Regions from separate parts of the Homo sapiens genome. Here region 1 is linked to region 2. Evidence: chromatin loops called from intact Hi-C (ENCODE). Cell type or tissue: B cell. All regions are shown on one strand. Each heading gives the region's core, and the rest is flanking DNA. Links, peaks and the distances in the headings are about the cores only.

What was found. Hi-C counts contacts between places; a loop is a spot of excess contacts. Peaks named below come from ENCODE experiments on the same cell type or tissue, not always from the same donor. Only the 100,000 strongest peaks of a DNase experiment are listed, where the experiment ranks them.
Region 1: a loop joins it to region 2, with 9 times the contacts of the local background. A loop is called at or near these places in 3 of 110 quality-filtered maps.

The regions. Positions count from the first base shown.
Region 1 is chr9:123,694,450-123,709,758 of GRCh38, forward strand. All of the region lies in intron 5 of DENND1A (DENN domain containing 1A), which reads right to left. Among named protein-coding and RNA genes, the nearest start is that of MIR7150, 220 kb to the left of the region's middle. RefSeq lists an enhancer at 3,399-3,448. In B cell, for the core only: no CTCF peak of the experiment used is centred there; no DNase peak of the experiment used is centred there.
Region 2 is chr9:123,742,322-123,757,630 of GRCh38, forward strand. All of the region lies in intron 5 of DENND1A (DENN domain containing 1A), which reads right to left. Among named protein-coding and RNA genes, the nearest start is that of DENND1A, 180 kb to the right of the region's middle. RefSeq lists enhancers at 7,615-7,744, 11,729-11,778. In B cell, for the core only: no CTCF peak of the experiment used is centred there; a DNase peak (open chromatin) is centred at 7,480.

The DNA.
Region 1 (15,309 bases), core at 4,763-12,762, 46 kb before region 2:
GCTGAGAGAATATAAGGGACTTACCTAGAGTCACACATCTGCATAGCCTAAAGGACATCCTGACAAACCCAAAAGTAGATCTTTCTGTGCCCATTGAATGGCAATCTCCCAATATTACTCTGTCCTTTCCTCTTTTGCCCTATCTCCCACCAAAAGTACATGGTTTCTCTTGTCTGAATGTATAGTAGTGCAGTCGCTGTTTTCAATATCTAGAATTGTCCTAAAACATCAAAATCTCAATTGGATTCCATAAGCAATTCCCAATCTCTTAATTAACCAGGATTCGAAATGATGTCTCTTTAGCTCCAAAGCTGATGATCTTTTTGTCTACTGCACACTTTGGTATCTACTCGGACACCCATTTGGCTTACCAGTTGTGATGGTTAATACTGAGTGTCAACTTGATTGAATTGAAGGATACAAAGTATTGATCCTGGGTGTGTCTGTGAGGGTATTGCCAAAAGAGATTAACATTTGAATCAGTGGGCTGGGGAAGGCAGATCCACCCTTAATCTGGTGGGCACCATCTAATAAGCTGCCAGTGAATATAAAGCAGGCAGAAAAACATGAAAAGGAGAGAGAGACTGGCCTAGCCTCCCAGCCTACAACTTACTCTCATGCTGGATTGTTTCCTGGCCTCAAACGTCAGACTCCAAGTTCTTCAGTTTTGGGACTCGGACTGGCTCTCCTTGCTCCTCAGCTTGCAGATAGACTATTGTGAGACCTTGTGATTGTGTAAGTTAATACTTAATAACTCTCCATATATATATATATGGAGAAACAAAAGTTCTCTAAGAATATAAGCCTTAACTTCAAAAGAAATTCAAATAAGATTGTTGTCAGCACATTACTGTTAAAAGTCCATACGCTAAATATTATTGAAATTATAAATCATTCTATTTCAACACAGAATCTGTTAATCCTGTCTTGATGTCAGCTTCTTGGAGGATTCAAGCTAACAAGGATACCAATTTTCAAAACACTATTAGAGATAAGAACACTATAGATTCTAAAGAATATGATGTCATTGAGTTTTATATATATATATATCCTATTAGTGTGTCCCTCTAGAGAACTCTGACTAATACAGCATTCTATAGCTCATTGGTCATAAACCATTGACTGACTGTGAGGTCCTTTGCTGGGTCCTGGGGCTAACAGGCGATTCTGATACAATCTCTAGTTTCAAGGAGCTCAGTGTCTAGTGGGGGATTCAGACTTGTAAATCAACAAGTGTAATTACTAAGATTAATGCTATGAGAGAAGTATGCACAGGCAACAACTCTCTCTCATACTAGTGTGGGCACACACCCGTGGCAGACTACCAACCCCGGCCAACATGACAGAATTTCTTTCAGCTCTAACAGAGGCAGTTAATAATTCTAAAATTAAGTAGAAATGGTCACATTAGAAGATAATTTTATAGAAGGACAGTTGAATAAAGGTTACTGGAACACAGAATCCAATAGTGATGCCCAAAAAAGGCAAACTGATTTTTATGAACAATTTTCTTCTTCCTTTTTCTGTTAATACAAAAAAAAAAAAAAAACCCACACCAAAAAACTGGCACCTTTGTCTGGGTCCGGAGTATAAAATCAGGAAATAAAATGGCAAGTCTTACAACTGTGAACTTCAAAATCAGCTCATTACAAACCCAAGAGACATATTTGAATGCATGTTGCTACATTCATTTACCTATTCTGCCAAGCCATTCAATTACACGATTTCAGATTTTGTATAAAAAAATACAGCCATGTTTCTTTCAAAAGCTGGTATTTGGAGAAAAGTGATTAGAACAGCATGCTATGATACGTTAATACAGTGGTTTCATTTAACAGACAATGGCAGTTCCTGTACTTTAAATTATTGCACTTAGAATTCATGACTACAAGGTGTCTCAACTTTTTTCTTTACTGCTGTACAATATACTCCACTGCCACTGTGAATGCAAACAAAACACATTATCGGAAGAGTTTTGTTAGCATTTGTAATCTTAAGGAAAGTCATTTTTAAAGGTGGAGAGTGGGTACAGTAGGTTGTTCAAATCCTATGAACACTGAATAGAATAAAGCATTACAACTGGGGAAAGAGGAAGAGTGGGAGAGAAAAAGCTAAAGCAAGAGAAAATCTTAAACCAAAATTTAACATCCCTTTGGAGAGACAGGGCACAAAGGAGGAGACAGAGTTTATTCTAACCAGAAGCAGCTGCTGCTGTGCGAATTAGGAAGCATTCCTAATGAATCAGCAGTTCTTATAATAAATATACTCCCCTTTGAAATGTGAGGATTCTGCGATGAGAATTTCTTTTGATATATTTTTTACATGAACTCATTAGACAGCGAAGGGGCAGGGATAGAGCGTGTTCCTTTCTAAATTACTATAGTGATCTGATCATGTCCTCTCCAGCTTAGTTGGACAGGGCATAGGAAAATAAAGAAATAAGAACACAACTAAAAAGGTCTCTATTCACCAGTATTCTTTGTTGATCACTCAAAATAAACTTTGTAAGGTGCTACGTATCAGCCACATCTTACAAAATACCTGCCACTGTGCCGGTTAAATTTAACCGGCAATTTGGAGCTATACAAACCATAAAAGGGGCATTTCTTTTGCATTAAGAGTAATCCCCAAATTCTAACATGGTGAAGATCCGCTTGCAGAATATATCTGTTCCCCAGATATTTTGCTTGCCATTTTAACAGGAGAAAAGGGAAAAAATTATGCACACATGCACATTTATTTAATCCCCACCTAGGTTCCATATTCCACTTTTTTCTTGGATTAAAAAACAACCATTTTAAACAAAGGTTTCTCTAGGCAAAAATCAGTGTGTCTTTAGTCATACAAGACAAAATTAATTTAAAAGTACAACTTCCCATATTATTCTACCCACCAGCTATCTTTCTCCAACTTTTTTGTTGTTGTTATAGAATTTTATTCTATTTTTATTTTTCCATAAGTTATTGGGGTACAGGTGGTACTTGGTTACATGAGTAAGTTCTTTAGTGGTTATTTGTGAGATTTTGGTGCACCCATCACTCGAGCAGTATACACTGCACCCTATTTGTAGTCTTTTATCTCTTGCCCCGTCCCATTCTTCCCCTCAAGTCCCCGAAGTCCATTGTATCATTCTTATGCCTTTGCATCCTCATAGCTTAGCTCCCACATATCAGTGAGAACATACGGTGTTTGGTTTTCCATTCCTGAGTTACTTCACAGTCTCCCTCCTCCTTCCTTCCTCCCCCTTCCCCCACTTCTGCAGTGAGTTTCCAGGGTTCTTGGAGCCTCAATGCGAAAAACCAGGAACCCCAGGAGTAGTCATGGAGTGACACAAGGTGTACTGGAGAGACTATTAGAGCTGCTGTGCTTTTTTGTTTTTACCCTAACACTAATGGTACATAAGCCTTTAACATGGAAATGAAAGTGAAAAGACATTCTAAATATAAACACAACCTTTAGGCTGTTTAAAAACAACTCTTCACAAATTTAGACATGGCCTCCTGTCTTACTTAGGCCACTTTTGCTGTCAACAACAGGTTAAGAGAATGCAAAAGATAGGCAGACCTGCAGATAATAGAAGTTAAGGACCGAGAAGATTTAACTCTATCCTTATCATATCATACAGAATAAGCAGAAATAAGTTGCTCATTAGAGAAAAGAAGCCTTAGATCATATGGGGGTTGTGGAGGGGTAGAGGACCCTGATTCTTCTACAAAATCACAGCCCAAATAAGGTGAGGAAAAGTCCAAAGAACAAACCAAGGAGTCGTGAGAAGAGATCCCTTGCTTAAAGATCAGTGTGTGCTTGTTTTATATTCCAAGTAATTAGAAAACCGGAGCTCAAAAAGGCTCAGGAAATTTGTCTGAAATCATTTGGTAAGCTATAAATGGTTTAGAGCTATATCTGAACCTAAATCTCTCTAGCTTCAAGGCTATACCACAAGTGTAGTAGTACTGCCCCCTTAGTGACATCCAAATCATCAACAGATATGATTTTGCTCATTAGGCAATACTACCTCTTTAGGGCATCTTACTTGGAGACAAAGCTCTAACTTAATGCTCTTCTCTCAGATGGAAAAGCCAAGGCAGAGGGTTAAGTCACTGGACCAACATTATATAATTTCATTTAAAAATGTCCTAGGGTACAGACTACTAAAGTTGTTTCTCCTTCGTTTTACAACATGAGTCTAACCACCAAATAGTCAGCTCTACGGATCCCTTAGATTCGTTCCCCAGAAGATATGCATTCCTATAGAAATGCCCATCATGGTCTGGTGCTGTTTGGCTCAAGCCACTGGCAACCAAAAGAACAGCTTGGCAGTTTGTGCACTGCTTTGCCCTGCGTACTACGTTGCACACCTACACAGGCTTTGAAAATATTTCATTCAGTGAAGATGGATCAAACATATAAAGGACTAGCAGAAGAGAAGAAGTTCAGATGTCTGAAATGTAGACAGTAATTTCTACACAAAGATATCTGCCTCAGAATTTACGGTGGCAAAAAACTATAAAAAGCCTAAAGAATGGCAGTATATTTTTCTCAGGTATTGGAATAAAAGACAATTAATTATAAATCTAAGCTTCACACATTAGAGACAGGCATGTGACTTAACCCGTGGTTCCCCCTACTTTTTTTTTAATGGAGCCAACTAAAGAGCTGTCATAAGGATTAAATAATACAATTCATAAAACCTGCTTAGCATAGTTTCCAGGTAGAAAGTAATCAATAAATGGCAGCTGCTATTACTATCACTATTATTAATTCCAACAGTTGAGAATCATTAGGTAAAATATGGAACACCTTCATGACTTAGTATCATATGGTCATTCAAATGTCCTTCAGATGGAAAGCTGTGATGTTATAAAAATATGTAAAAAGCAAATCCAGTAAAAAGGTTTTCAAACATGTAAATTTAAAAATATATACATTTAAGTTATCTGTATATTACATATATTATAAGACAACATCTAACAGAAAACACCACAATATCTATCTTTGGATGATGAAATTAAAGGTAATTATTTTCGACCTCTCCCTCAAGCTCACCCCGTCCCCATCTTCCAGGTTCCCCCCTCACCCTGGCTCCCTGTGCCCATCTCTGAAATAATAAGATAATTATTTTCTTCTTCTGTATTGGAAAAAGTGATTTCATCCAAAACTCAGTTCCTTTTTTTTCCCTGCGGATACCCAACTGCTCCATCGACATTTTTTAATAGACTACCCTTTCATTCTTTCTTTCTTTTTTTTTTTTTTTTTTTTTTTATTGGAGACAGAGTCTCGCTCTGTCACCCAGGCTGGAGTGCAGTGGCGTGATCTCAGCTTACTGCAACCTTTGCCTCCCAGGTTCAAGCAATTCTCCTGCCTCAGCCTCCCAAGTAGCTGGGATTACAGGCATGTGCCAACACACCCAGCTAATTTTTGTATTTTCAGAAGAGACGGAGTTTCGCCATGTTGGCCAGGCTGGTCTCAAACTCCCAACCTCAGGTGATCCACCCACCTCAGCCTCCCAAAGTGCTGGGATTACAGGTGTGAGCCACTATGCCTGCCCTACCCTTTCATTTTTTAACAGACTACCCTTTGAATTACCTTGGCACCTTTCTAAAAAATATATCTAGATATCAGTTGATTCTCTATTCTGTTCTACTAATCCGTATGGTCTACCCTTGTGCCAATACCACAATGTCTCAATTACTGTAGCTCTACAATAAAACTGGAGATCAGGTAATATGTGTCCTCCAACTTTATTCTTCTTTTAAAAAGTTATTTTGCCTAAGTTCTTTGCCACAAAAATCTTCATACAGATTTTAGAATCAGCTTGCCCAATTCTGAAGGAAAAAAAGGCCTGGTGGTATTATTGCATTGACTCTATAGATCAATTTGGGGAGAACTGACATCTGTATCAGTAACAGTCCTCCAGAGAAACAGAATAGACTATTGTATGCATGCGTGTGTGTGTGTATAAAGAGATTTATGTTAAGTAACTGGTTGAGGCAAGTTTGAAATCTATAGGACAGGCCAGTGGGCTGGAAACTCAGGTAACAACTGATGTTGCAGTCCTGAGTCCAAAATTTGTAGGGCAGGCCAGCAAGCTGGGAACTCAGGAAGGATTTTTAAATTACAGTCTTGAAGCAGAATTCCTTCTTCTCTGGAAAACCTCAGTTTCTGCTCTGAAGGCTTTAAACTGATTGGATGAGGACCACCAACATTATGGAGGGTGATCTCCTTTACTAAAAGTCAATGATTATAAATGTTAGTTAGATTTAAAATACCTTCACAGTACCATCTATACTAGTGTTTGACCAAATAATTAGGTACCATAGCCTAGACAAGCTGACACACAAGATTAACCATCATAACATCTTGACAACATGGAATCCTTGAATCCATCAGCCTGGTATATCTATTTAGATCTTTTTAAAAAAATGTATCTCAGCAATGTTTTGTATTTTCAGTGCACAGGTCAGGCAAATATTTTGTTCAATGTATCCCTTGGTATTTCATATTTTGATGCTATTATAAAAGCTTCTGTTTTATTAATTTGAACTTACAATTTTAATACCAATTTCCTTACCTCACACTACATACAAAAATTTATAGAAATGGACTGAAGACCTAAGTATAAGAGATAAACCTACAAAATGTCTATAAGACAATATAGGGGAAAATCTCTGTGCTCTTAAGTTATGCAGAGATTTCACAGAACACAAAAAGCATGAACTCAGAAGTAAAAATTGATAGAAGGTAGAGCAAAATGGCAGAAATGAACTCTCCAGGGATTATCCCCACACAGAAACATCAATTTAAACAGTTCAAAATACCCTCACAAGAGCTAAAGAAACCATGTAACAGATCATAGTGCCTGGTTATAGCACAATAATAAGAAAGACACATCAAAGAGGGTAGAAAGGACAATTTTGCATTACCCATGTCATCCCTCCCCTTACCTCAGGCAGTGGAAAGAGATATCATCTGCCTGGGGGAAAGAGAAATAAGTCTAAGACTTTGTCTAGGTCCCCAATACTGAGCCTGCCACCATAAAACCCAGCATCAGGCAGACCTCTAGGGCCTCTAACTCCAGGCCGACACCTGTGAACTGAGCTTCTAGACCCACCCCAGCACCAGAGACCTGCAGCCCCTATAACACAGATTTGAGTTCTGGCCTGCATCACTGCCAGCTGACTACAGTGGCCTTAGGCTATGAATAACCCACAGCAACAGGCAGGCTCTCAGCAGCCAAGAGCTTCAGGTATATCCCAGTGCTGTACCAGCCTTGGTAGCCATGGGCTTAGCATGCTAAGCTACCACAGCTACAGCAATCTGAGGATTAGGGACCAGACCAGACAACCTGCCTAGAAACTCTGAACAGGCTTACTTTTGAAGGAGGTTCCAAAACAAAGCCACAAAAGCTTACAAAGACTGGAATAAGTACCTACTTCTTCAATGTACAGAAGGTCAATGCATGACTACAAGGATCAGGGAAACACGTTGTCACTAAACAGACAAAATGAGGTACTAGTGACTGACCATAAAGAGACAAAGATGTATGTACTGCCTGATAGAGAATCCAAAATAGCTATTTTAAAGGTGCTCAATAAACAATTCAATGAAATGAGAAACATAATAAGTGACCAGAATTAGAAATTTAACAGAGCCTAAAATAATTTTTAAAAACATTTTTCAGGAGTTGAAAAATACAAAAATAAATAAATAAATAAAAACGCAATAGAGAAAATCAATAGCAGACCTGATTAAGCAGAAGGAAAAAAATCTGTGAAGTCAAAGACAGGTTATTTGAAAATATACAATCAGAGGATAAAAAAGGAAAAAAAAGGAACGAAGAAAGCTTATGAGATTTACGGAATGGCATCAAAAGAGCAAATGTATGAGTTGCTGGTATTCAAGAAGGGGTAGAGAAAGATAAAGAGGTAGGAAAGCTTATTTAAATAAATAATAGCAAAAAATATACCAAACCTACAGAAAGATACAAATATCCAGGTACAGAAAGGTCAAAAGCCTCCAATCAGATTCAATTCAAATAAGACTACCCCAAGATAGAATCTAATCAAACTGTCAAAGATCAAAGACAAAGAGAAAATCCTGAAAGCAGCAAGACAAAAGAAGCAAATAATATATAAGAGAGTTCCAAGACACCCAGCAGCAAACTTCTGAGAATAAACATTATAAGCCAGGAAAGACTGCGATGATATATTTATAGTGCTGAAGGAAAAATACTGTCAACCAAGAATACTGTACCCAGCAAATCTGTCCTACAGAAATGAAGGAGAGAGAAAGATTTTTCCAGACAAACAAAAGATAAGGGAGTTCACTATCACCAGACCTGTCTTACAAGCAGTGCCAAAGGGAGTTCCTTAAGCTGAAAGAAAAGGATGCTAATAAATAACATAAAACATCTGAAAGTAAAAGTAAGTATACAGTCAAATTTATAATACTCTAATGCCATAATGGTGGTATGTAAGTCCCTTATATCAAGTATATAGGTTAAAAGACAAAACTATTTTAAAAATAACTACAATGATTTTCTTTTCTTTTGATACAGAGTCTTTCCCTGTAGCCCAGGCTGGAGTGTAGTGGCGCGATCTCGGCTCACTGCAACTTCTGCCTCCTGGGTTCAAGTGATTCTCCTGGCTCAGCCACCCAAGTAGCTGGGACCACAGGCACACACCACCACACATGGCTAATTTCTTTGTTTTGTATTTGTAGTAGAGATGGGGTTTCACTATGTTACCCAGGTTGGTCTCGAACTCCTGGACTCAAGTGATCCATCCACCTAGGATTACAGGTGTGAGCCACTGCACCCAGCCTAAAAAATAACTACGATAATTTGTTAAGGGATATACGTTATAAAAAGATGTAAATTATGACATCAAATTTCAAAATGTCAGGGGAGGATGTACAGTTAAACTACAGAGTTTTTTGGTCTCCATGTGATCAAAGTTAAGTTGTTATTATCAGCTTAAAATAACCTGTTATAGTTATGTTTTTTATATGCTTCATGGTAACTACAAAGCAAAAAACTATAATAGATACACTAAAAATAAAAAGCAAAGAATCAAAACACACTACTATAGAAAAATCACTCAACCACAAAGGAAACAGTAAGAGAGGAAGAAAGAAAGGACCTAGAAAACAATGAAAATGGCAGTAATAAGTCCTTACCAAAAAGAACAAGCTACTCATATATAAATAACTTGAATGAATCTCAAAAATGCTACGCTGAGCAAAAGAAGCTAGACACAAAGGAGTACATATTGTACTCCTTTCCATTTAAATAAAATTCTAGGAAAGATAAAGTTAATTGACAATGAAAGAAAACAGATTTGTGCTTGCCTAGGGCCAGGGGAGGTTGGGGTGACTAAAAAGGGGCACAGAGAACTTTTGGGAGTGACAGAAACGTTCTGTATCTTGACCATGGTAGTGGTTATACATCTGTATACATTTGTCAAACTCATTAAATTGTACACTTAAAATTGGTGAATTTTAGTGTATGTAAATATATATTTTATATTTATATATGTTTTCATTTCTTTAGTTCATCCATTTTGGCCTATGGAAGATTAGATATTTTTAAAACCCTCCCAACTGATACAATTAAATGCCAGACTATATATTTTCATGTACCATCTTTAAAAATATTGCTAATCTGGTAAAAAGTAAACACTCTAGAGGCCCGAAAAATAAAATGAAAAAAAAAAATGGAACTCAGAAAAGTAAACAAGCAATAAAGCTAGTTTTTACCCCTGAAGCTCTTTGCCAAACCATGAACACTTTGAGCTCCCAAAATGATGGAGACACAGGTCAGAGGTGAAAGGAGATAAAGCCTAGAAATCTCTTAAGTACACAACAGCCTAATACTTAGGTAGTCAAGGGCTACATCTTTAGTGTAAGGATAAAATATTCTGATTAAATTCTATCAGCAGAAAATTCTTCATTCTTGATGCTGTTGCAGGGTACAAGCAAATATCTCCAGTGACACGTCTAACTAAAAGTATGCTTTCACATGGAGTTGCAATCCAAATTCACCCATCGTGGTCTCATAAAATGGCAAACATATTTATAGAGAACCCAAATTATTAGTATTCCTAGGTAATAGCCAGAAGCATAGTTGAAATATAAATATACTCTAGAGGGATTCAAATTGAGCCAAGCCCCACTCCCCCAATTCCTACAAATAAAGCTTTGTGGACAACTAAAATAATCAGAAACAGAATAAAACAGTGTTTAATGCATGTAAAAAACTTAGTTTCTCATTTTTTAAAGGAATGATTGACAATGGTGGGGAAAAAAAGACTACCAACAGCCAAGCAGATCTATAAAAGAACCAAATGGAATATCACAAAATGAAAAGATTAGACACGAGTAAAAGTGGCATTAGTGAGCCGGAAGATAAACCCAGATACGTTATTCATAATGGATCTAAATAGACAAGAAGAAGAAATAACTGAAAAAGGAAAACAAGCAACATGAAAGAGAGTGAAAAAGCCTAATGTATTCTAATCAAATTTCCAGAAGGATATAATAAGAAAAAGAAGCATCAAAAGTCAAAGAAATAATGGTTGAGATTGTTCCAGAATTGCTGAAATCCCACGCAAGATGAATTTAAAAAAAAAAAACAAACAAACACATGAGAGACAAAGCACTGTGAAGACAGCAAGAACAAATAAGTGAATTAGTTTAAGAGTAACAATTAGACATACTCATTTGTGGCACGTAAATAAAACAAGAGCAAAAAAGAATCTCCTTAATCTAAGACAGAATATCTATTTACGACTTATTGGAGAAATGCTAATATACTTTCTTTAAAATGAAGAACAATAAGAGTATATTCATTATCTTTACTTCTGCTCAACGTTGTACTGAAGATATTAAGCAGCACAGCTGGACAAGAAAAGGAAATAAAGGGTACAAAGAATAGGAAAGGGGAAAAAAGGTAAAGTGGTTATTTATAAATTACATAATTTTATATCTGAAATCCAAAAGGATATATAATAAACTACTAGAATTAGGTAGCTGGGCAAAAGATCAATATTCAGAAATCAATTGAGTTTCTAAACAACACGAGAACAGAAAAATGTAATTAAAAATATATGCCATTTATAGAACCCGTAAAAACATAGGTCCTTAGGGGAAAAAAATGAAGCAAAGATATGTAGGACCATTATGGAAGAAATTTTGAAGTGTTTTTAAAAGATATTAAAATAAAATCTAAATAAACTGACACCATGTTCAGGAATTGGGCAGGAAAACTCACTAACATAAAGGTGTCAATTCATTCCAGACTTATCTGTATTCAGTGAAAATTTCAACCTGGTTTTTATGAGACTTGATAATATTACTGAATCTAAAATTTACATGGAAAGGCACAATACCAAGAAAAGCAGAACATCCAAGAAGAAAAGAAGACGTAGAGAACTAGATAGATATTAAGACCATAGTAATTGACACAGCAAAAATAATATGTACCATCCTTGGGAGAACTGAGAAAACAGTGTCATTCAAATTCTGTTTTGTGTTCTGGGATCAGATGAGAAATGCAGTATGAGAAAAGCTGCATCTAGGAGGTTAAGATTAGAAACAGGGAAACCAGTTCTAACAATGCAGCAAGAAATGGTGTTGGCTTGGACCAGGGTGGTAGTGGTGGAGGTGGAGCTACATCAACAGATACTAGATATTTTTTCTTTTTTTTTTTTTTTTGAGACGGAGTCTTGCTCTGTAGCCCAGGCCGGACTGCGGACTGCAGTGGCGCAATCTCGGCTCACTGCAACCTCCACCTCCCTGGTTCAAGCTAGTCTCCTGCCTCAGCCTTCCAAATAGCTGGGATTACAGGCGTCCGCCACCATGCCCAGCTAATTTTTTGTATTTTTAGTAGAGACGAGGTTTCACTATGTTGGCCAGGCTGGTCTCAAATTCCTGACCTCATGATCTGCCCATTTTGGCCTCCCAGGATATTTTTCAACATAAGATATGGCTGAATTTGTGGATGGCTTGGATATAGAGTATGTGGACAAAAAAGAGAAGGGTCGGCTGGGCGCGGTGGCTCACGCCTGTAATCCCAGCACTTTGGGAGGCCGAGACGGGCGGATCACGAGGTCAGGAAATCGAGACCATCCTGGCTAACACAGCGAAACCCGGTCTCTACTAAAAATACAAAAAATTAGCCAGGCGTGGTGGCGGGCGCCTGTCGTCCCAGCTACTCGGGAGGCTGAGGCAGGAGAATGGCGTGAACCCAGGAGGGGGAGCTTGCAGTGAGCCGAGATCACGCCACTGCCCTCCAGTCTGGGTGACAGAGCGAGACTCCGTCTCAAAAAAAAAAAAAAAAAAAAAAAAAAATAGAGAAGGGTCAAAAACAACTCCAAGGTTTTTGGCATTATCAAATGGAAAAAAATAGTATTGTCCTGCCCTTAACTGAGATGGGGAAGACTAAGAATAGAGTTGAGGAGAAAAATTAGAAGCTGAATTTTGGATGTGTTATATAAAAATGCCTATCAGATAGCCAAGAGAAGGTGTAAGCAGCTGGAGTTCAAGGGAAAAGTCCATGTCTGAGATTGCTATTTAATTCTGGGAGTTGTCAGAAGGTGTTAATAGACATGACATGACACTGGGTGCAATGAAGGGAGTAAATATATTTAAAGAAAAGAAGCTCAGGGCCGGGCGCGGTGGCTCACGCCTGTAATCCCAGCACTTTGGGAGGCCAAGGCAGGCGGATCACCTGATATCAGGAGTTTGAGACCAGCCTGATCAACATCGAGAAACCTCGTCTCTACTAAAAATACAAAATTAGCCAGGCATGGTGGCGCATGCCTGTAATCCCAGCTACTCGCGAGGCTGAGGCAGGAGAATCACTTGAACCTGGGAGGCGGAGGTTGCAGTGAGCCAAGATCCCGCCATTGCACTCCAGCCTGGGGAACAAGAGCGTTAACTCCATCTCAAAAAGGAAAAAAAAAAAAAAGAAGCCCAAGGACTGAGCCCTGGAAGGGAGCACCATTTAACACTTTGGGGAGGTATGGAATAACTGGCAAAGGAGACAGAAAGAAAAGCCAAGGAAGTAGCAGGAAATCAGGAAAACAGGGTTCCCTTCCCTGGAAGTCATATGAGGAAAATATATCAAAGAGAAGGCAGTGATTGTGTCAAACAGATCAAGAAAGAGGAGAACTGAGAATTAATCACATTTTTGGTCACTGATAACCATGACAAGAGCAGATTCAGAGGGGTGGTGGGAGTGGAAGCCTGATTGGAATGACTTCAGTGGAGAACTGACGACAACAAATTCAGCAACTTTTTAAAGGAATTTTGCTGTAAAGGGAAGAGGAAATAGAGACCTAATGGGAGAACAGTATTAGTTCAAGAGGATGTTTTCCTACTCCCATCCACTAAGATAGGAGAAATAGCTACATGCTTCCACAATAAGGGGAAGATCAAGTAGAGAGGGGGAAATAATTCAGAATGGGAAGAAGAAAACTGATGGAATCGTGTCTTGAGTAGACGAAAGGGGATGGAATCTAGTGCATGGATGCATGGTTTTGTTCTTGCTAGGAATCTGGAAAATGCACCCATGATAACAGGGGAGAAGGTAGCGTATACGGGTGAAGTTGTAGGTGGGTGAGATGTGGTGATAGCAGATTGCAGAATTTCTTCTCTGAGGCTTCATAATAGCAGTGTTTGTTATAGCAAAAACAAAAAAAAAGAGAAGAAAAAATTGGGAACAACCCATGTGGTCCACCAACAGGAGTGGTTTGAATGCGAATGGTCATATTCTTTAGTTGGGCAATAGACTCTCCAGTGTTTATTTTATCATTACCTTACATATATTCTATATAATTAGATGCATAGGAAAGAATATATGTAATAATTATGTATAAGAGTTCTATTCTGGATAGAGGACTGGAATTGAGAGGTGATCAAAGGAAACCTGCATTATACCTATATTAATTACATATTTATATGTTATTTTAACTATTTACAAGAAAAATATTGATGCATTGCTTGCACAATATTTTTGGAAGCCTAAATTCTCTGGGTAGATGGAATTTGGGGCCATTTTCTTCAGTTTTTTAGCATGTTGCACATTTACTTCAGAGTCTAAGTATATTCATGACCAGAAAAATAAATTTTAAGTAACAACATATAAAATATTACAAGTATATAAAAAATAAAAGAATATGTCATCATTGTTGCATGCAGATGGTAGGGTTATGTGGGGTTTTTTCTTCTTCTAGTTTCTTATAGCACCTTCAGTTTGGCAGGGGGAGTAGGATGAGCAATGAGCATGTATTGATTACATAATTGGGAATTTTTAAAAACAAAAAAAGAAAAGACTACCGGAGCCTTCTGTTTTAGCATTCTCAGTACCTAAGACTTGAATTTTGCTTTTAACTGAATTCTAACCTCTTAAGAAAACACCACTTGATTTCTTCAGGAGGTCATTGGCTTTGACTTTACTGTTATGTATGATACACTAAATAGATGACCATGGGTTAAACATACTTGAATTTCATTTACAGTATTGGGATAACTCCCCCGCCTCAGCCCTTTTTGGCTATCAGTAGGCTGCCTACCATTCCCCTGGAATCGACTTTGAGCCAGCTGGTCAGCATATCAAGGGCTGTCACTCTACAACCCAGCAGGACTGAAAGTGGTCAAGTCTGTTCTATGTCTAAAAAGTGGAGATGCTAGCATTTCTGCAACCCTATCAGGAAGAAGGCCTAAATGGAGCAGACAGATCCCCTGCCAGTTTAGCAGACTCTGTAACTAAGGCCTCCTCTGTTCCCAGGACTTCTCTTTCCCAATCCTACTCCCGACCCAGGCCCCCCTCTGAGCACCAGTGCCCCAGTTTCTAGGTGAGAAGGTATGTTCTTTGTTCTTGTGCCTTTTGGATAGAATTCTCGTAATGATCAAGCACTGATTCTTATACTGGGATCAACTCTGCTCTAACACATTCTCTTGCCTCATTTTCCCCATTCTGAATTCCCCTTGAGTCTCTATACTTGGCTTGGCACTGATTCTGCTTTGGCACAGTCTGAACTTGACCTCAGAGAACAATGTCAGAGGCCTCTTACCCTCCACCCCTGATCTCTTACTTCCCCATGTCCCTTTAAGTTTTCCGTAGATCTTGCCTTCCTCCTGCATCCTAGCTTGCTACTGCCTTGCTATATGGCCTGCTGCTCAGTGATGGCCCACCTATACACCCTAACGTCTGCAGGGGCCAATTTCAGCAGACATCATGTGCCTGCATTGTAAACTGCACTGCTGATGGTCCCTACTGAAATTTCTCCTAAAAACTAGCCACACTCA
Region 2 (15,309 bases), core at 2,912-10,911:
AAGGAGGTCTGTGGCTAGTTTCTGGCTGAAGTCCATGTCAACAGTTTTTAAGGTCACAGGCCACACTAACTAACATTTATTCCCAGCAGACCCTGTTCTAAACACAAGCTGTAAGTAGTACAAATTTGGAATTTTTCTGTAATCCCTTGAGATATTCCTGATCCTTCCACATGTTTCTGCTCAATTAAAAACAATTCTCACTTTGCACCACAAGAGAGGCCATGCTCAGCAATCTCAGTTCATCCTTAGGGTAGACGAACAAAAACCTGGCAAATCAAAGGGCTTGAGTGGGGAAGGGAAGGAATTCAGCTGGATCACACTGAAAAGTGCAGACAGCTCCCCAGGGGCTCAGTTTGTGAAAGCATAAAACAGGTTATGACAGAGATCCTGAGGCCATAAAAAGCAGGTTTGAGACACACATTGGGAATAGGTTCCTAGTCATTTTACAGAAATAAGATAAAAATTTCTGAGAAAATTAACAGGTCAACTAGGTGAGTAGAGAATGGTGATAATGCATAGGACAGATGCTAAATATCCCACTTGGAAATTAATACTAACATTTCTCAATTAAGAGGAACTCCTTTAACATCTCTGAAATCAAAATGCATTTTGGGAACAAACTAAAAATTTAACACAGTCATTTCTCCCCCTGAAAAAATATTTTTACATCAATGGTGCAGTGTATAACTAATGGTATTTTTAAGTCTTGGCAGACAACATGGGAATAACTGCCTTGGACTGAGTACCAAAGATGTGCTATGCACTGTGCGTGGTATGTCCATTAAAAAAAAATCTCTCCTGAGCGAGGCATGGTGGCTCACACCTGTAATCCCAGCACTTTGGGAGGTTGAGACAGGCAGATCACTTGAGGTCAGGAGTTCAAGGTCAGCCTGGCCAACATGACAAAACCCTGTCTCTACTAAAAATAAATTAGCTGGATATGGTGTCGTGCACCTGTAATCCCAGCTACTTGGGAGGCTGAGGTGGGAGAATCACTTGAACTCAGGAGGCAGAGGCTGCAGTGAGCCGAGATCGTGCCACTGCACTCCAGCCTGAGCGATGGAGTAAGACTCAGTCCCAAAAGATAAATAAATAAATAAATAAATAAATAATAAAAATAAAAACATAGGCCGGGCGCGGTGGCTCACTCCTGTAATCCCAGCACTTTGGGAGGCTGGGGTGGGTGCATCACCTGAGGTCAGGGGTTTGAGACCAGCCTGACCAATATGGTGAAACCCTGTCTCTACTAAAACTACAAAACTTAGCTGAGCATGGTCGTGGGTGCCTGTAAGCTCAGCTACTTGGGAGGCTGAGGCAGGAGAATCACTTGAACCTGGAAGGCAGAGGTTGCAGTGAGCTGAGACCACGCAATTGCACTTCAACCTGGGCAACAAAAGTGAAACTGCATCTCAAAAAAAAAATAAAAAATAAAAAAATTTAAATTTAAATTAAAAATATATATACCTCGTAATCTTTAAGGCTACCATGAGATGTACTTTCTGTTTTACAGTTAAGGAAACAGGCTCAGAAAGGTGACATGACATGTTTTGGCCTTAGATCTAGTAAGGGGTAGAATCAAAATTTGAACACAGTTCTGATTTCAGAGCGTAAGTCCGTTTCACAAACTTAGTGGGGAAACACACATTAGAGTATCAGTTACTATTTTGGTAGCTAAAGTACTGCCGTTTGTGGCATTCTATATTTGAAATCATGAGATAGATATATGAAGGTGGTTATAATTTTTCCAAACTAAAAAATATGTAAATTATTGTGCAGTGAATATTTGGATTGGGCTTGATAGAACAGCCAGGATAACTACTTCATTAAAGAGAATTAAAAACACCCATGATAACATTACTTAACTATTCTCATTAATACTTTGGGATCCGATCCCCCACGTCATTTTTTTCTACATACTTTTTACAAAATGGAGATCACATCACATATAAAAATTTGTCTCTTGCTTTTCTTCTATAAGTACTGGATATTTTCCATGTCATCAAATAATCACCAAAACCAATTTTAATGGCTACATGGTATCTAATTAAATTTAACTATCCTCTATTTCTAGGCCTTAAAATTGTTTCTAACTTTTCACTCTATATGCTAAATGTCCTTGTCCATATATCCGTACTTATATTTCTGAGTTTTTCATAAAACAGATTCCCCAAAGTGGAAAAAATGTTAAAGGTTTTGAATATATATTGCCAATTGTTTTCCAAGAATGTTGGACCATTTTACAACCTGATCAACAGTGTGTAAGTGCCTACCTCATTACCAAGTGTCATCTGCAAGCTAGCATAACCTAGGCTCATGTACACTTTGTCACATGTATGCCCACATACATCTCACCTATGACAATTGGTCTACCTTTCAATATCTACTATACTATGTGATGTGGTGAGATGTCCACGACCACCTTACCAATATTCTTTACTTATATTAGCTCTTTTTTTTTTTTTTTTTTTTTTGACACAGAGTCTTGCTCCTATTGCCCAGGCTGGAGTGCAATGGTGCAATCTCAGCTCACTGCAACCTCCGCCTCCCAGGTTCAAGCAATTCTTCTGCCTCAGTCTCCCGAGTAGCTGGGATTACAGGCGCACACCACCATGCCCAGCTAATTTTTGTATTTTTAGGAGAGACAGGGTTTCACCATGTTGGCCAGGCTGGTCTCGAATTCCCGACCTCAGGTGATCGACCCGCCTCGGCCTCCCAAAGTGCAGGGATTACAGGCGTGAGCCACCGTGCCTGGCCTACTTATATTATCTCTAATCCTCACCAAAAAAATAGATATGAGGAAATTAAGGCTCAGACAGAGTAAATGGAGTAATCAGAAGCTCATTTCCAAATCAGGAGGACTGGAATGCAGGCCCTACTCTGACACTAGACCACACTCTTATGCCATGCCACCGTGTAACTCATTTTACCTTTCAGATAATGATCAACTTTCTCTCACAACTCCAGGGACTGCCTCTTTCTCTAGCAACACCTCTGCAAACGATGAGACCAGATTAATGTTTGGAGAAGTAAATAAGGGCAATAATACCTAGATCTCATGGGCTTTGAGAAAAGTGAAGTGTATGCTGGCGAGTCTTCTTTAAAAAGCAAGGAGCTAGTGGCAGCAGTGTGGTGCATGGAATGCTCATGCACAGCTTGCAGAAGCAGAAAATGGTGAAACCACTGAAGGAAACAATTTGGCATTATCTCAATAAAGTTGATTGAGCTTAATAGAATAAAATTGCCCAATTTGGCATTTATCCCAATGAAGTCAACGATATACATGTCCTATGACACAACTATTCAACTCCTTAGGTACATACAGTACACAGAAGTTAAGTCTATGTGCACCAGTATAGCTCTTCAAGAATGTTCATAAAAGTCACACGCTAGAAACAGTCCAAATGGCCACCTACAGTTACATGCATAAACAACTCAACCCCTTTATCTCTACAATGGAGATAATTTCATAAGATTGCTATAAAAATAAATGAAAATTACATAAACCAGCTGTGGTATATCATCATACAACACAGAACACTAGATAGCAAAGAAGACAGACTATAACCATAAGCAACAGCATGGGTGAATCTCAAGGTTAAGCAAAAGAAGTAAGACTGAAAATAACAATTCTAAATTGCATAATGCAACTCACAGAGTTCAAAACCAAACAAAGCTATACTATACTATTTAGGGATGTATACATAGGTGAAAAAATTAATATCAGGGTGCTAGTAATTTCTGAACTTCAATGGTGATTACATGGGTATTTGCTGTATATTTATGTTTACTTATGTGTGTATAATGTGTATATGTACATTTGACGCCCTTTTCTGTTTGCAGGTTATATTTCACAATTTACAAAAGGGAAAAACACAGGGTTGTGATCAAACATTTACACAATAGATATAGCATACAGGGACTTTATCAAGTATTTACTGTTTTATTTAATCTTTAGAACAATATTCTGCATTAGTATTGTCCACAATTTGCCACTGAAATAACTGAGACAAAAACCAAATGACAGCCAAGTAAAAATATTTTTATTATAAATCCATGTTTTAAAAAGATTGAAAAAAAATCAAAGTATAGCACCAATGTTTGTTTCATTACAACACAAAAACAGTTTGAATATCCCTTATCCAAAACATATGGGACCAGAAATGTTTCAGATTTTAGATTTGTTTGGATTTTGGAATATTTGCAGAATATATACCAGTTGAGCACCGCTAATTTGGAAATCCAAAATGCTCCGATGGACATTTCATTTGAGCATCATGTTGGTGCTCAAAAAGCTTTTAGAGCATTTTGAATTTTGGATGTTCAGATTAGGGATACTTGAGTACACTAAATCTGAGGAACGCACAAGTTCATGGGAGTCCTTGAAAGTTAAACTGTCCCTTCAAACAAAAAGACCTAGAATTGCAATCTCTGGAGAATGTTAACAAAGAGTACAATGAAAAGATATTTATAAAAGTTTTGTTTTCAGTGGTCACGGGACAACAGTTATCTTTACTCAATAAGGATAATCAATATTGGCTATATTTTTCATATACTAATAAAAAAGAAAAAGCACAAATTAAATTTTCTCCAAAGTTGGTATCCAAAATTACAAAATTTACAAAAGTGACAGTAAAAATCCTAGCTCAGCAGAAAACAGTATACTAGCAAACATACATTCTTTAGAGTCTGTTTTGGCTTGGGGTTGTTTTTGTTTGCAGTGTTTTTTTGTTTTTTAACCACTTAAAAACTTGTTTTCTGATGGGACCAGAATTTTAAAATTAAAAACTTAAAATAAAAAAAAAATCAGTCAGTCATCCCAAGGAGCTTAGACAACAAACTGCAGGACACTGAATTTCACCCAACTTCTTCTCCCACCACACTCTTAAATCGGTTTTTAAAAAATGTAAAATTTTTCAAGTCAAGCATTTTTGCTGTATTTTGGGTCCATTAATTCACATAAAGAGGTAGTTAAAATACCAGACTGCATAAATGAACAATAGGACAATTAACCTCACATGCAAAACTCCACCACTTTACTTCAAAGGCATCTGAAATAGAATGGATTAGAAACCATAAATGATGCCTCTCAGAATTAATTCTGTAATAAATATTGCTTTGTATTATAGATAAGGGATTTAAAATCTCTATGTGGTAGTTTAAGACTTGTGGATTGAGCTAAAGCACAACAATTGCCCTTGGTTTTGCATAAGATCACTGGTAGATTCAAGTCCATGAGTAGAAAATAAAAACCTACTTAATTTCCACTGCATACTACAATATATAGAATTTAATTTTCTCCACAATGTTTAAAAATTCCATAAGTTTACGTAAAGTTTTAAGATACATGTAATTTGCTTTCACTTAGAATGCAATATATTCTAATTTCAAAATTATACTGCTATCTAACTTCAAAAGAGTTCCCTTAATGTTACAATTTGCATTTTACAACTCATGCTAATAAAATTACTTACTCTGAAGATGTAAATATACAAAATAAAATACGGAAACGTAAACTCAACACATTATTTGCCACTTGATTTTAACCAAGACTTTTGATACTATTTCCATACTCTTCTGTTCATTGTTTCAGAAGCTAGTAACTATTCTTCATTGTCAAGAATCAGGTAATAGCTCACATGTTAAGATAAAAAAAAAAGTTGAGTGTTTCTTTTAAAAAAATACCAAGTAGTTAGCTGAATGACAACATTATAGCAAATGCATTTTTAAAAAGAAGATAAGCCTTAGCAAGAAATATTCTTTCACATTACTAAGAGCTTCTTTCCTTGTATTATAAATCAATCTCACACAAATAAATTATGTAGTTAAAAACACTCTCAGGAAAGAATATTTAATGACATGTAAAGATGGTTACAATTTAATAAGTGAAAAAGCTAGATACAAAGTTATACCTACAGCACCATCCCAATTCAGGGAAGGAAACACCCTTAGTCATTATCAGCATGGTGGGATGAGAGATTTCTTTTCTTTTCTGCAGTTTTCTAAATTTCTCTAATGAGAAAGTGTATCTTTATAATCTTAAAAAATAACATCCTAAAAATAAGTGGCTCATAATTGATTGCTAGAATTGTAGAGTCTTCAAACTTCTTCAAACTTCAATCATGGTACTACGATTTTTCTGTAAAGAAGTACCTATTATTGCAGTCTTATGGGGCCTCTCCATGATGGAGAGAATGTTAGGCTTCCTACTGCTTCTAAAACTGATCCCTGAAAGGGCCAGACAACTTAAATTCAGACTCCTGTATTCACAAATCCATCTTGCTCTTAAGAGTGTAGCTTAGAAGCAAAGGGCAATTTTAGGAGTGAGGTGTATTTTGAGCCATTTTCTTTTCTACCTCCCACCCAGTGAAAAGCAAAGATCAGGCTCAGATAAATGCCTTCTGCTTATTGCTGTTGAAGGAAAGTGGCTGGCTTGCAGGGAGGTCCAAGAAAAATTGTTGACACTCAAACTCAATCAAAAAGCACCGAGGAGCCTCTCCTGTAGAATGCTTTTTCATCTCCCAAAAAGGGTCCCTCATGTCGAATTCTGAGATCCTTTCAAAAGACAGGCTCTATTTCACTGGTTTTCCATTCAAACATACCTTGCATCGGATTTAAACAGAACTGATCATCTTGTTCACTCTATAATCACATAGTTGGATTATTCACATTGCTCATAATGATGCTAACCAAAAGGGAATGTGACTCCTTGACACTAACCAGGGGCTACTGAGTCTTGAAAAAACATTAGTTCCAGCTGGCCTTGGGCTCATTCTCCTGAGTTGGAAGAATCATTGCCATATCACGGGCAAAACCCTGGGTTGGAGGTCAGAAGACTGTCATTCACCAGCCAAAGAGCTTGGAACAAAAATCTTCCTGTCTCATTCATGTTTCATTTTCATCATTTATAAGATGAGGGTGAGCTGTAGAACATTATTTCTGAAAGCTCTTTAAGCTCACCTCTGAGTTCATTCTGCAAGGGCAAACTACCCATTATGTCTTTTTAAACTAAGTATATACATATAGAAAGAGAGGACAAATAACCTTTTGAAAGCAGTAAAAGTTGCTTTGGTGGCAGGAAGACAGAATTTGCAGTTGAGAGTATAAATTTTGGGTTGGATTTTAGCTTCCAAACCAGATTCCTTAACTTTCTCCTTGAGATCTTGGGCAAGTCACTGTATCTCTCTCAGTCTCAATCCCTTTATCTCTACAATGGAGATAATTTCATAAGATTGCTATAAAAATAAATGAAAATTACATAAACCAGCTGGCATATTAAATAAATGCTGATAAATGTTAATTCCTGCCTTCCACTCCAAATCCTCTGTAGTGAGTTATCCAGAGTTAGTCTATCCATGTTCAAAATGATGAAGTAACATGAGCCATCAGCAGCAGTCACTAGAGGTAGCAAGATGATTGAAGAATGCGGGGGTGGGTAGAGAGCAAAAAACAAGGCAGAACTACACTCCTGGAGTTCTTGAGGTGGTTTCACTTCCTGCCCTGTACTAAGCTTCATGAGGATTAATGACAAGGAAGTGTTCTGTTTCCAAAACAGAGAAAGTATCACATCTCTTGTAAGGTTTAGAATTCACTCCGTCTCAAAAATAAAAAATCCCTTTTAGCCAAAGTCTTAGAGTTACAAATACCCTACAACCCTAGGGTCAGGTTGCTTGAGGGAAGGCTGTGCCAGGCTGGTGTCCTCTGAAAAGAATCAGGAGGAGAAAGGGAGCTTCCTCCTGCAGTGGACAGCCTGAGGCTGGCTGCTTGTTCCAGCCCCCATGGCCACTGCAGAAGACACACCTGTCCTTCCAACTGCGCAGCTTCCCAGCCCTCAAATCAACCTCCAACAGCAGGCCACTGGGAGTGCAAGGGCAGTTTCGGCTATTTCTCTTTCTTCTCTTCAAAGGTGATTTTCTTTAAACTGTACAGCTTGTTACTATTGTTGAGTTGTGGCTCCCCAGAGGATTATATATGTTTCTAAGTATGAAGGCATCTGTATGGCAATAAAACATGCAACATTCCCCAACCACTTCATTTTTTAATTCAGAAAAACTAGTTATAAACTCCCACAAACTGATGTTCTGAAGAGCACCCCATGCCCTGCACCCACACAAGCCTTTCAAAATACTGAGGAACTCAGAAGGGCCCTGGGCCTAGGAAAGAGCAGACTCCCTGGCCCATCCTCTATGTTCAGCTTCTGACAGATGCCATGTTCTGAGACCCACAGTCGGTGAAATTATCAATCTGCCTTAGCAGTGGGGCCTTCTGCCAACTGACCATCCAGAGAATAACAAGAACAACACAGTATCCAGCTTACTTTTAAGGAGAAGAATTAAAAAGAAATCAAACAGTTCCAGAGAGACAGAAACACTCAAAAGGCAAAGGAAAGTCCTCTGTTAAACGGTATGAAAGACCCAGGTTTCCAGAATGGCATTTAAGGCACTGGGAAGAAAGGCTGATTTCTCCCAGAGGGGCCCCGGCTTTGATGCCCAACTGCCCTCAAACATCAGGCTGTGCATTTTTGTATAGCAGGGTACCCTCGGGCGAGACAACCATAAACAGCTTAAAACAAGAATAGGAGATTCCATCTGTTTCTGGAATATTTCAGCAGCACCTGCTTTCAAGGTAAAAATCTGGGAGCTGTCCCCACAGCCTTCCTCCCCGACTCCCTCCCCCACCTCCCAAACACTTATTTTAAACTAAAGCAGCTAACACACAACCCAAAAGGGCTTCTGCCACCGCACCTGCCTGAGGAAACAGAGTCCTTTGATTTTATTCCTGAACTGTATGTGTTGTTTAAAAACACTGGAACAGTCAGCAAGGAAAGCCAAAGTTCTTAAAGCCAGACTCCTTTATTACTTCTAGCTTCTTTTTTGCTCCGTGGAAATGGAGCTTTTCTGTGTTTCGAGTGAAAATGAATGTAACACAGCTGAGAATGGATGCAATGGTCATTCCAGTCTTGAGATCAGAAAGTGCTCCAGAAGGAAGAAGGTTGTCACTGAACACCACTCAGGTTTAGAATCAAGTCCATATGCCAACTAGCATGGAAGAAGGGATAATCACTATCCTTGTTTTTAAAAGAAAACAAAAAAACCCCCTGCAGTTGAGGTTTGAAAAATCCAGTCTAAATCTGGGTGCTACCTCCAAAGTGACACGCAACATCCCTTCAAACAATAACCAGAAAAACCCAAGCACATTTCACATTCAAAAAATCACTTTTGCCTTGGTCTAAAAACATCATCATCTCTAATGTCTACCCGAAACCAGCTGACAGTATTCCATTTGCTACCGGATAAATCTAAAATCTTGAGCACGCCCCAGAAGCACTCACAATTGGACCCCAGACTTCGATGGTATCATCTCTTGCTATTGCTCCCTCACTGCATTCTCAGCATCCTTTCATCTTGCTATACCTTTCATTTCTTGGGGACTTTGTGTATCAGTTCTCACTGCCTAGAGAGCTGTTCTCCCATTTTCCTCCAGCCAAGCCCCCACTCATTCTGCAAGACTCAGTTTAACTGGAACTCATCAGCAACACTTTCCCTTATTCTCAAGTTAGAGATGGGCACTGTCTAATCTGTGACTTTGAAGAACCTTACACATAAATATGTTTTCTTAAAACAACACTGATCGCATTATGTTTTCATTACTTGTTTACATTTTCCCACCCCAAAGATTGAGCAGTTCCTAAAAGAGTGAGGGTAGCAGAAGTGCAGTGGGAGATGGATATCAAAATCAGAGGTGGTCCATGAACAGTGCACCTAGAAGCACATTAGATTTTATATTTGGTAAATGACAAGAAATACTTTTTTTTTTCATTTTGTACTACCAAGTTCAGAAAGTTCAGCTCATCAAAATCTTGGATGAGTGTGATATCTGAAGAGTTTTCAAATGGAGATCTGGGGCTAGATCTCTGTGTTCATGTTAAGGGACCTTGAAACAAGTGAAGGCCAGAGACCAAGTGTTATGTATTGCCCATTCTGGGTATATACTAGGTACTCAGATACTTTTTAATTGAATAAAAATTTAAAAAGTTAAACTAAAAAAATTTAGACAGCATCTTGAGGAAAAAAGTTTTTTCTTTCCAAAATGTATAATAAAATTAGTTTTATTTGGGTGTAAGGACAGTTACTCAATCTTTCTTAAGAGCTTCAATAAGATCCCAATGGAAGCAGGAGAAAACTGTAGGGCAAATATTTGTGTAGTTCCTTTATAAAAGACAAAAGGTATTTAATTATTGTATGACATATCTCCCCATAACCCTCAAACACAAATTTAAACCTTTGAACTCCTGTGTTCCTTCTGTTGATCCAGAACTAGAAGTTGGCTAGAAATCGCATCTTTCATTACAGTTTTGGCCTTGATGGAGTATGTGCCATTGGGGCAAATCAAATATCAAGTGCCATAACAAATTTCAATTCTAGGTCACTTTGTTTTATAATATTTAAAGATTTCAGAGGTAAATGCATATATTGCATCAGACTCAGATGGTACAATATGAAAATGCTAAAATGCTCTCACATCCCTGTGTTTATGATGGAGACTAACTAATCCGTAACTACTGTTCTCCTAGCTGGTGTTTTTAATTTAGTATCAACTCCCATCCAGGAACTCATTAAATAATGTGGCAAATCTCAAGGAGGAGTAAAATTCTTCAGTGGCAGGAACTAGTCAACCATGGGAGGAAATAATGCATTTGATTTATAGTGGCATTTGTGTTAATAGGACTTGTTTGGTACGACTAGGTTTCTGCCAAGGTTAGCTGGTAATAAGAGTTCATACCAAAGTTTCTAATGTTTTTTAATAAACATGGGCTTATTTCCCCATTCATTCCTTCATAAAACAAGTACTAGCTAAGTCCTTGTCCTTGAAGAGTTCCCAGACTAGCTGGGAATGTCAGCTATGTGCCAGAATATTCTTCAATAAACTTTGGATGTATTTGTGGGAGGAGAAAAAAACATAAAAATTCCCAGCCTTCATGGAGCTCATGCCCTAGTGGGGAGGAACAGAAAATAAAAAGGAACCTAATAAGTAGGTTATGTTGCACAAAGGGTGTCTAAAAACCTTTCATTGTGAAATTAAGTTTAAATTTTAAAATACAGATGGCTTAACCCTTCATGGACAAAATGTCTATCACTCAATATTGAACCTCCATTGTGAGATTAAAAGGTGCATCTCTTACAACTAGCATGAAATGAGTTTGGTAATGTGAACTACACTTCTTCCAACAACTATTTCTTATTTCCTCTCTGAATTTACGTCCCATGACACCTGTCCTCTCATTCAAAGTCTTTGGTGCCCTGCCCTCCCATTCTTGATGCATTTCCCTGTCTCTGATCCCAATGCACACAATATCTTGGATAAGCACTACACTAACTGCTGGAGATGCATGCATAGTTAATTAAGATCCAGCCTTTACCCCTGAAGAGTTGACCTTCCAATAGGAGGAAAACAAAGGAGGACCAAGGTTATGAGTGTGTAACTAAAGAATGCAAAGCACGCTGGGTGTGCCAGAGAGGGAATGATTACCTCTACATGGGGAAGGCTACTCTGCAGAGGTGCCTAGGCTGAGTCTGGGAGGATGGGTAAACATGTGAAAGCAGAGACTGTTGAGTGGTTCACATGGACCAGAAAGCATAGAAGTTTGGAATGTCAGACAAGGAGGAAGTGAAGCTAAATCCTGGAACCACAGGGGCTACGTCTGCACAGATGCCATAACTGAGAGCTACATCCCTTGAGAAGAAATGGAAAGCAAAAGTAGAGGTAGTTTATGAGCAGACTTGAGCCACAGCCCTGGGCACACTGTGAAGGGTGATTGGACCTCAAGGCACAGGTTAACTAAAGAGAAAGTATCTAAAGGAAGCAAGGAGACTGAGCAGCAGAAGAGGACAATACAACAATGTAACCTAGACCCAAACTGAGCTCTCATTCTCTTGGCAGACCTCTCCACTCCCCAGTGGATACACCGTCAACCAGTCATCCAGCTTTAACAGTAAACCCTTCCATTTACATGCTAGTCTCAGCCTAGCAATGTTCCCAAACCCAACAGAGGGAAAGTGTCAGTGGGTGTGCCCTTTATTTCCACACAAGCTGGAAAAGATAGCTTCTCTACCCTCATATTAAATACTCATAAAATTCATGTTCCACAATTCATCTAGGACTCTTTTATTTTTAGCCACAGTCACTATCCTCTGGCACTAGAAAAGCAACAGCAAGACGACACTATGCCTTGGGATCATTCTGTGTATTAGATACAGCATACTGTATTGTGATCATCCATCTCCCCAGCTAGTCTGGGAACTACTCAAGGACAGTGACTAGCTAATAGTAGGAATTCAATTAAGAACTGACACACAAATGAATGAATTAACCCACCGAATTTTTCTCCATAGTTCTAACCTACTATAACAGATTTAAAAAACACATCAATTGCTGCCATTTTTCATTCTAAAGGATGAAAGCACGAAGACTATTCAACTGGCTTCTCACAAATATGAAATCCAGGACCCTACTTGTATAGGCACACAAAGTCACACATCAGAATCAGAGACAAGCAAATTCAAATGTAAATTTTTAAATGAATACTTTTATCAAAATTTGCTGAGTGATAGTGCCAGTTTAGAATATACATATACATACACACACACAGCTTAGAAAGAAACACTGTAACCCAAACATATTATAGAGAAAAACCTTTTTGCAAAACTCTAAGAACTCAGTTTAAGCCTCACCACCTCCAAATGAATACATAGTTCACCTTGGACAACACAGGCTTGAGCTGCTGAGGTCCAGTTATACACAGATTTTTTTTTTTTTTTTTTTGAGACAGAGTCTTGCTCTGTCGCCCAGACTGGAGTGAAGTGGCATGATCTCAGCTCACTGCAACCTCCACCTCCTGGGTTCAAGCGATTCTCATGCCTCAGCCACCCAAGTAGTTGGGATTACAGGCACCTGCCACCACTCCGGCTAATTTTTGTATTTTCTTTCTTTCTTTTTTTTTTTTTCAGTAGAGATGGGGTTTTGCCATGTGGGCCAGGCTGTTCTTGAACTCCTGACCTCAGGTGATCTGCCCACCTCAGCCTCCCAAACTGCTAGGATTACAGGAGTGAGCCCACATGCCTGGCCAATATGTGGATTTTTTTAAAGTAAAAGTTATACCTTCCTCTCCTGCCTCCCTTCCTCCTCTTCCACCTCAGCCTCCCAAACTGCTAGGATTACAGGAGTGAGCCCACGTGCCTGGCCAATATGTGGATTTTTTAAAGTAAAAGTTATACCTTCCTCTCCTGCCTCCCTTCCACCTCTTCCACCTCTGCTATCCCTGAGACAGCAAGACCAACCCCTCCTCTTCTTCCTCGGTGTGAAGATGCTGAGGATGAAGGCCTTTATGATGATCCACTTCCACTTAATGAACAGTACATATATTTTCTCTTCCTTATGATTTTCTTAATAACTTTTCCCTTCCTTAATTATTGTAAGAATACAGTATATAAGACATGCAACATACAAATATGTGTTAGTCAACTGTTTATGTTACAGGTAAGGCTACCAGTAAACAGTAGGCTATGGAATAGTAGTTAAGTTTTTGTGGGTTTTGTGTTGTTTTGTTTTTGAGATGGAGTTTCGCTCTTGTCACTCAAGCTGGAGTACAGTGGCACGATCTTGGCTCACTGCAACCTCCATGTCTCGGATTCAAGCAATTCTCCTGCCTCAGCCTCCCAAGTAGCTGGGATTACAGGCATGTGCCATCACACCCAGCTAATTTTTGTATTTTTTAGTTAGAGACAGGTTTCTCCATGTTGCTCAGGCTGGTCTCAAACTCCTGACCACAGGTGATCCACCCACCTCAGCGTCCCAAAGTGCTAGGATTACAGTCGTGAGCTACCGTGCCCGGCCATAGTTGAGTTTTTGAGGAGTCAAAGTTATATGTGGATTTTCAACTGTGTGAGGGTACCAGTACCCTTAAACCCATATTGTTCAAGGGTCAACTGTATAAATATGCAGTGGCCTGGCCAGGGCTGAAATATAACAGACAAAACTGAAAGAGAAATTTTTCTTTAAAAAGAAAAAGACTGCACTGTTCAATCCAAATGTAAATAATCATTTACATCAAATTCTAATGCTCTGGGCAGGTAATTCTTGGGCCTGGGCTACTAAGGCGTGCTTGAGAACAACAGAACACACAGAATCTCCCAAAGCAGCCTCCTTCCTAAAGCCTCCCCAGCAGTCATCCTCCTGTGCCCAGGTTACAAATGCTATGCTTGGTGCAGAAGAGAGTCGACTTCACTGATTAAAAGCACTAATGATACTAAGATTTGTGTAGAGAAATGCAAATGTATAGCAGTCCAGATTGACAGTTAGTGAGCTTGGGAACTTCCAAAGTCAGCCCCTCCTCCCCTGTGGTGTGAGGGTGTGTGGGTTTGGGGAACAGAAGTCAGTGGGGGAGTCTTTTCTTGATGAGAAGAAGAAAGTGCAGAGACTAGTGCCGCAGAGAGCTACCCTTTCTGGAATCCATAGAGGGTCTGGCCTTTTATTCCCAGGCCCAGGCCCAACCCAAGCCTGGGGGCCCGGGTTTTGTCATGGGCACCTCCTGCTGCTGTGCCCTGGCTGTTCCACATGAGCAGAGAGAGACAGGAGGCAGGCCCCTCTGACACCTACTTAACCAAGGCAGATGGAGAGGGGAGCATGGGGGATGCCTTTACTTCCCCCTCAGGAGGAGCCCAGCAGGAGTCCACAGAGCCAGCAGCTCCAAAATCGGATTTCCACACATCCTCCCACCTCAGAACATGCCTTACCCCTCTGGCAGGAGGAAACAGAGCCTTAAGCAAGTGTGGCTCTGGTGTATGAGGGGCTTTTAGAAGACCTGAAGAAGCCTTCTTACACGATTCTTAATTTTTTCAAACCTCTACAGAGGTAGCCAAAATGGGACACAGTTCTTCATTCACCGACCCAAAGGGGGCAAGGGTGTTACTTTAAGGCGGACACAGTCTGTGTCTGCAAGATGTCCTGAGCTACAGACACATACTTTATTAATAATCTTACATACACAAAATGTCCAAGAGAAAGTCTAACAGGCTAATTTCTGACAGCTCCAGATAACAGCAGAAGGCACTGAAGCCACACTGACTCTCTGGCTTCCACAAACTACTCAGAAGAGATGGTCCCCTTTCCCACCCAAGGGATGTGATACAAATAAATAAATACAATTATCTGCAGAACTTACAGTGCAAGAACAACACTGTGAAGTCCTTCTCCCCAAATGCAGTGACTTGTGGGAAACAGATAGGAAAATGAAATGAACAGCTGGAAGATTTA